Regions from separate parts of the Homo sapiens genome. Here region 2 is linked to region 1. Evidence: chromatin contacts called from ENCODE Hi-C or POLR2A ChIA-PET data. All regions are on one chromosome and are shown on one strand. Each heading gives the region's core, a stretch centred on a gene start or an enhancer-like site at or near the end of the contact. The rest is flanking DNA. Distances are from core to core; before and after follow the strand shown. Region 1 overlaps WIPI2 (WD repeat domain, phosphoinositide interacting 2). Region 2 overlaps TNRC18 (trinucleotide repeat containing 18).

Region 1 (3,520 bases), core at 1-2,500:
TTTGAAGGAAAAGTTCAATCAGCCCACTTGCACCTCTGCCTAATGCAGATGTTGTGTGTGCCGCACACCAGCGGCTGGGAGGAAGCCGGTGTAGGTGAGTCGGACTCCAGCGTCCCCTGCATTTAGTTTGCCGTAAAGCCAACCCAGGAACACTGGGGCATTTCACCGCAGCCGCTCAGCTGAGGGGACAACTCCCCTCCAGCTCTTCGCCCAGCGTGACCATGACAACCATCTGGAAACAGGCGTCCCAGCCTTCCTCGGTTCAAAAACCCCAGCCTGCAAAGGCAGGGTAAATAGTTTTTGCCTTTTCCCTTCTATCCGTAACTTCCACCACTCCATAGATTCTAAAACCATCTCTCCTGCCATTAATGCCACTTAAATGCCCTCGACACTTTGGCTGCTGGGTGCCTTGGTTTGGAATGCAGAGTCTGAGGTACTTGAGGTTGTTTTAATTCTGTAAATATGAAAAGGGAAGGGAAGCGAGGCAAATACTGAAGCTTGCAACCACAATCTCTCATCGGTTTGCTGAGGAAATTTTCTAAGATGAAAATAGAAAGGCACATGACGCCCTGTGAAGGACGTGGCCCAGCCGCCTACTCTCTGTTGCTGTCTCCCGCTACGACCTCTCACACAGGTAGGAAGCCCCTGCGGACAGCGGGGCCAGCGAAAGGACAGCTCAGACGGCCACCACACTTGAGTTCTGTGCTTTCCTGGGCATGGGAGGAGCTACAAACTTTACTTAAAAAAAAAAAAAAATCACACAGTTTTTCAACAGGAAGAGTGAAGTAGAAGAACAGATCATTTAATTATACAAACAAAATCGCTTTCCTTTGCTCCAGCGAGTCCAGGCAACCTTTCAAGTTCATTTGCTGCCTGAAAGAAAGGTTTTTAGTATCAGAAAGAACCTCGCTGTCCTCCAATATCCACAGGGAAAACAAGATCAGAAACAAAAGTCCACCATGGAAGAAATCCCAGAGCGATCCAATTTGGAAAGAATTTAATTAACAAAATAAAACGGAGGGAAAATGGTCCAGGTGGGGCCCTAGGGAGATCGGACTTCTGTCCCAGCTGAAGTCTGCCCAGCACACCTGGTGGGCAGCCCCTGGGCCTGTCACTGCAGAACTGGCCTTGACAAGCAGACCCACTGTGCGCGACGCCACGGTTTCCTTACGCACTCGGCATTATGTACAGATATGAAAAAACCCAACGGCAGGTGGCTGGAAAGTGGCTTCTAGCTCCCCTATGCTGGCTTGGCACGTTCATGCATGCAAAGCGAGGAGGTTTTGCGGGCTTCACCAAACAGTTAATTTTGGCAAAAAGAGAAAACAAACAAACAAAAAGCTAAAATTCATAAGCAGGATTTAAAAGCCACTGAAGTGAAAATGATGTATTTCCTCAGCGTTATGGAGTTAGACTACCACTACAATCTTTTTTTTTTTTTAATAAAGTCTCTGCCATCCTCTCCCCCGACTCAGGTCAAAGTTCATAGCAGCAATGCACAAAGTCCTCTGTGAAGCCAGTGTTCTCTGCTCCCCGGGTCAGAGGTCACAGGTCAAGTTCAGTCAGTCCGAAGAATCATGGGCGGGTGCTCGCTGTCCTCATCCAGGCGCAGGGCGCTGGCCTCGTCCTCCAGGCAGGCGCCACCCACAGCACCCAGGTCGTCTGTGTAGGCTGCAAAGAGACGACGAAGTCACCCTTCAAAGGCTGGGGACACACCACAGACCCCATGACACACACTGAGGACTGTGTTTTGGAAACACTGGTGTATATTTATAAACTGAAGCCTGTACTAAGACGTTCTGAATTCTGATTGCTTTCTAATGAACTCTTTGCAGCCTTAGGCAGCTCGAGATGAAGTCATTTGTTCTCTGACATTCATAAATGTCAAAATGATGCCTGCACAGTAAACAGAGGCTCCCTCATGGACGGGCCACAAACTCTCTCAAGCTGGTTAAGAGCTCAAAAATAACACCAGGAAAAAAAATGACACTAGGAGACTCTCAGGGTGGGCTCATGAACTGGAAGTGCCGGTTCACAGATGGGAGTGGCAGCGAGCAGGCACAGCCCTGCGTGGGTGCAAAACCACAGGCTCTCCCACTGGAGTGCGAGTTGGCTTTTTTAAGAAGGTGGCTCACATAGCCAAGGCTGTGGCTGGAGGATCTCATGCATGGGTCTTAGTGCTGCCGCCGGAGGGGAGCCCATTGGCCTCATTCCCCTACAGCTTCTGCACTTCACAGGCCCAGCATGAAGGCAGTACTCGATGCAGATTTGCTGAAGGACGAAAAAGGTGGGAGGGAAAAGACTGAGGCAAAACCCTTGGCAGTACTTTTCAGGGTGGTATCTTGGCTGAGAGGTGGCCAGTCTGGGCCCAAGTCACGTGACCCCAGAGTCACCTGAGCCAGGATGACATTTTCTTTAAAAACGGAGAAAATGAGCCTGGTACGGTGGCTCATGCCTATAATCCCAGCACTGTGGGAGGCTGAGGCGGGAGAATCACTTGAGCCCAGGAGGAGTTTGAGACCACCCTGGGCAACATAGGGAAACCCCATCTCTCCTTTAAAAAAAAAAAAAAAAAAGGAAACGAAACTGAATTCAGCCTTGAGAGAGGCCTTGGGAACACCCATTTACCAACCTCGCTTATGTTCTCAGAACCAGTCCCCATCTTTCCCAGTGAGGAGCTGGTGGGGTGGCTCCGGAGCCAGCAGAAGGCAGTAGCACTCGGGGCTGTGGGGCTAATTACCTTCCAGGTTTGCGTCACGCCCCTTACCAAGTCTCGTTGGGGATGAAGGCACGTAAGTACCTTTTCCTGCAGCTGCGCCGTATGTCTGAGTGACTAAGGGGCAGTCGTGAGAGGCAGAGTCCAAGATCTCATTGGTCGTTTCCAGACTGCCGTCCAGCCTGGAGGGAAGAAAGCGACACAGCTCAGCGTCTCCACACAGGGCAGCCCTGCGGGCAGTACACACTGGCTGCCCTGCGGCAACAGAGCCAGCACACCACTCACCACACAGGACGCCAGGCATTCATCACGCCGTGGCAACTTTAATCTCGTCTATCTGCACACGTTTTTACATGAAGAGTTTTACATGGAAAGTCTAAAGAGGGAGTTATACCTAACAAGACAATATTTCACTTTTACAATGGAAGAACTAACTAATAACGAGGATTCACTATTTACAAAAAAAGTCAGGCTAGCCCGGGTGCAGTGGCTCACGCCTGTAATCCCAGCACTTTGGGAGGCTGAGGCGGGCGGATCACGAGGTCAGGAGACGGAGACCATCCTGGCTAACACAGTGAAACCCCGTCTCTACTAAAAATACAAAAAATTAGCAGGGCATGGTGGCATGCACCTGTCATCCCAGCTACTCGGGAGGCTGAGGCAGGAGAATCGCTTGAACCTGGGAGGCGGAGATTGCAGTGAGCCGAGATCGCGCCACTGTACTCCAGCCTGGGTGACAGAGTGAGACTCCATTTCACACACACACACAAAAAGCTAGGTGCAGCGGCTCACTCCTGTTACCCC
Region 2 (3,520 bases), core at 363-2,862, 170 kb before region 1:
TTATGGCTGGACAGGGTGGCTCATGCCTGTAATCCCAGCACTTTGGGAGGCCAAGGCAGGAGGATCGCACGAGGCCAGGAGTTTGAGACCAGCCTGGGCAACATAGTAAGACCCCATCTCTACAAAAAAGAGAAAGAAAAAAATTAGTGGGGTGTGATGGTGTGTGCCTGTGGTCCCTGCTACCCAGGAGGCTGAGGCTGGAGGATTGATTGAGCTCAGGAGTTGGAGGCTGTAGTGAGCTATGATTGAGCCACTGCACTACAGCCTGGGTGAACAGAGAGAGACCCTGTCTTTAAAAAAAAGAAAAGAGGCCGGGCACGGTGGCTCATGCCTGTAATCCCAGCACTTTGGGAGGCCAAGGCAGGAGGATTGCTTGAGGCCTGCAGTTTGAGACCAGCCTGGGCAACATCGCAAGACCTCATCTCTGCAAAAAAGAAAAAGAAAAAAATTAGCTGGGTGGCCAGGCACGGTGGCTCACGCCTGTAATCCCAGCACTTTGGGAGGATGAGGCGGGTGGATCACCTGAGGTTGGGAGTTCGAGACCAGCCTGACCAACATTGAGAAACCTCATCTTTACTAAAAATACAAAATTAGCCAGGCGTCGTGGGGTATACCTGTAATCCCAGCTACTTGGGAGGCTGAGGCAGGAGAAACACTTGAACCCGGGTGGCGGAAGGTGCGGTGAGCCGAGATCGCGCCATTGCACTCCACCCTGGGCAACAAGAGCGAAACTCCCATCTCAAAAAAAAAAAAATTTTTTTTTGCTGGGCCTGATGATGTGTGCCTGTGGTCCCAGCTACCCAAGAGGCTGAGGCTGGAGGATTGATTGAGCTCAGGAGTTGGAGGCTGCAGCGAGCTATGATCGAGCCACTGCACTGCAGCCTGGGTGAATTGAACAGAGTGAGACCCTGTCTCTAAAAAAAGAAACAACACTCGTGCAATTGGGTAATCCCAAATAGAAGTATGTCCTGGGTGGCAGGTCACAGGTGGCAGGTTCCAGCCACTGTGATATGGCAGGAAGTAAGGAAGATAGTCCCCGCCCTCAAGGAGGGAACTGTCTCTCGGGGAAGACAGAGGCATGAAATCCACAAGGAGGCTGGCAGATCTGTTTCCGAGGGGTTGTGGGTGGTCACAGGTCACTTGGGGCCTGCTTGGGTCGTGTGGCTGTTGGAGGCTTCTCTGGGGCCCAGGGAGACCCGAGGTGGGAGTGAAGGAGGAGCATTCTAGGAGGCCTGGGAGTTCGTGCCTGACGGGCCAGGCGGGAAAGGGGCAGGCTCCTGACGTGACCAGGGAGAAGTTTGTTTGTTCTGGAGAGTGAGGTGAGGGGGGTGGCACGCTGGCCTCATCGCCATAGCTGAGTGGGGATTGTGTGTCCATTTTACAGAGTGGCAGACTGAGGCACTGAGAACGGCACTGCCTTGCTGGGGATGCTGGGGGTTCCCGGCTGCCCCGCCCAGCCTGGGAGGAGGGGCTTTGGGTGCCATTGAGCCCTGTGGTGGGCAGGAGCCGTTGGCTGGCATCCGGGCCTGGGTGCTGCTGGGCGGGTTTCACAAGCCCGGGCAGGGGCCGGCCTGGGCCATTAGGCTTCCGTGCAGCCTGCGGCAGGAAGAGCTGGCGGCTGATGTAAGCTCTTGCGCAAACCCTGGCTGCTGGCTTCCGGAGCCTTCTACCCACCCGCCTGCCACAGCAAGGCGGAAGCCCGGGGCTCAGCAGGGCTTGGAGGCCCTGCTGCCCCGGCTTGGGCCGCATGGATGAACTGACTGGCCACCGAGGCCCCGGGGCCCGAGGGCTTGGCGCTGGAGTCCGGTGAGGGGGCTGGGCCTGGCTGGACTGGAGTGTTGGGGGCCGGACACGGGGTGGTGGTGATGGCGTGTGGCCCGAGGGCACCCCTTGCTGCTCTGCCCACTCCTGTCTTTGGGGCCCAAGGTGGAGGCCCTGCCCTTCTTTGCCTCAGTTTCCCCACATGTACCCCAAAGAAGATGGGTTGGATATTCTGGGATCCTGTGCCCCTGGGAGGCGGTCAGTGAGCACTTGTATACAGGCCCTTTATTGGGGAGAAGGGAGGCACTGGGGACTCAGAGGCTGGACTGGGATCTGTGAGCTCCCACAGGCTGGACCGGGGCCATCTAGGAGCCCACATCTCCTGCAAAGCCACATAACTTATCCATGCCCCCTGTAAACAGTGCTCACAACACAGGGCCTTAAAGGAGGTAGCTCTAGGGTACACACGGAATCCCTCCGCTGGGGGCTGGCCAGTGGTAGCACCCAGCTGGAGGTGCTTTGCTGCCACCTCCTGAGGGTGTTGCTGGGAGGATTTGAAATCAGCTGCACGGTGCCTGGTGCATTCCAGCTTTTAGCGAATGGGTGCCATGGCTGGTTATTGTTATTATTTATATTTTGAGTCCAGGTCTTGTTCTGTCGCCTGGATTGGAGTGCAGTGTTGTAATTGCAGTCACAGCTCACTGCAGTCTCCCAGCTCCTGGGCTCAACCCATCCTCTCGCCTCAGCCTCCAGAGACTATAGGCGAGAGCCACCTTGCCCGGCCTGTTGTCATTATTTATCATTATATTGTTTTTTTTTGAGACGGAGTCTCACTCTGTTGCCCAGGCGGGAGTGCAGTGGCACGATCTCAGCTCACTGCAACCTCCACCTCCTGGGTTCAAGTGATTCTCCTGCCTCAGCCTCCCGAGTAGCTAAAATTACAGGTGCCTGCCACCACGCCCAGCTAATTTTTTGCATTTTTTTTTTTTTTTTTTTGAGACAGAGTCTCTCTCTGTCGCCCAGGCTGGAGTGCAGTGGAGCGATCTCGGCTCACTGCAACCTCCGCCTCCGGGCTTCAAGTGATTCTCCTGCCTCAGCCTCCCGAGTAGCTAAAATTACAGGTGCCCGCCACCACGCCCAGCTAATTTTTAGCATTTTTTTTTTTTTTTTGAGACGGAGTCTCTCTCTGTCGCCCAGGCTGGAGTGCAGTGGAGCGATCTCAGCTCACTGCAACCTCCGCCTCCCAGCTTCAAGCGATTCTCCTGCCTCAGCCTCCCGTGTAGCTGGGACTACAGGTGCCCGCCACCACATCCAGCTAATTTTTTGTATTTGTCTTTTTAGTAGGGGCGGGGTTTCACCATGTTGGTGAGGCTGGTCTCTAACTCCTGACCTTGTGATTCGCCTGCCTTGGCCTCCCAGAGTGCTGGGATTATAGGCTTGAGCCACCGTGTTCGGCCTCATTATATTGTCATTGTGGTTAAACACATGCTTCCTTCCCTATCATTCCCGAAGGGAGGCATGTTTATCTCCATTTTGTTGATGTGCAAACCGAGACCTGGTAAGGGAAGCCCCGTGCGCCAGGGCCTGCATGCTTCTCTCTGACCTGTGACCCAGAGGCCTGCCAGGGTCTTCCCTTAGAGGGGATGGCGTTTGGGGCTCGTGGGACAGAGCCCCTGGGTGGCAGCTGGGAGGCACCCTGTCCGATGTGGGCCTGGCCACGTGGGGCATGGCGGGGCTGGCTGTGGCTTCCACCCAGGCC

Evidence for each region. Hi-C counts contacts between places; a loop is a spot of excess contacts on that map. ChIA-PET counts read pairs that join two places held with the same protein, here RNA polymerase II (POLR2A). Pooled maps may share reads with other maps.
Region 2: a loop to region 1 is called in a map of B cell, with 11 times the contacts of the local background. The contact joins two enhancer-like sites. A Hi-C loop is called at or near these places in 2 of 168 maps with a recorded cell type or tissue (B cell and MCF 10A), 17 of 37 single-sample maps with no recorded cell type and 11 of 50 pooled maps. POLR2A ChIA-PET finds 5 or more read pairs at or near these places in 11 of 52 experiments (A673, B cell, GM12878 and 7 more).

The regions. Positions count from the first base shown.
Region 1 is chr7:5,228,986-5,232,505 of GRCh38, reverse strand. WIPI2 (WD repeat domain, phosphoinositide interacting 2) reads right to left here. Exons shown (of 13, transcript NM_015610.4): 12 at 2,768-2,898; 13 at 1-1,671. The coding sequence ends at 1,559. Among named protein-coding and RNA genes, the nearest start is that of WIPI2, 41 kb to the right of the region's middle. RefSeq lists an enhancer at 400-549. Within about 2 kb of position 1,250, at least 10 of the 41 ENCODE cell types and tissues checked have a DNase peak (open chromatin) inside an H3K27ac peak, as active enhancers do; they include B cell, GM12878 and OCI-LY7, where a contact is called at or near this core.
Region 2 is chr7:5,395,408-5,398,927 of GRCh38, reverse strand. All of the region lies in intron 2 of TNRC18 (trinucleotide repeat containing 18), which reads left to right. Among named protein-coding and RNA genes, the nearest start is that of TNRC18-AS1, 22 kb to the left of the region's middle. RefSeq lists an enhancer at 927-1,296. Within about 2 kb of position 1,612, at least 37 of the 41 ENCODE cell types and tissues checked have a DNase peak (open chromatin) inside an H3K27ac peak, as active enhancers do; they include B cell, GM12878 and OCI-LY7, where a contact is called at or near this core.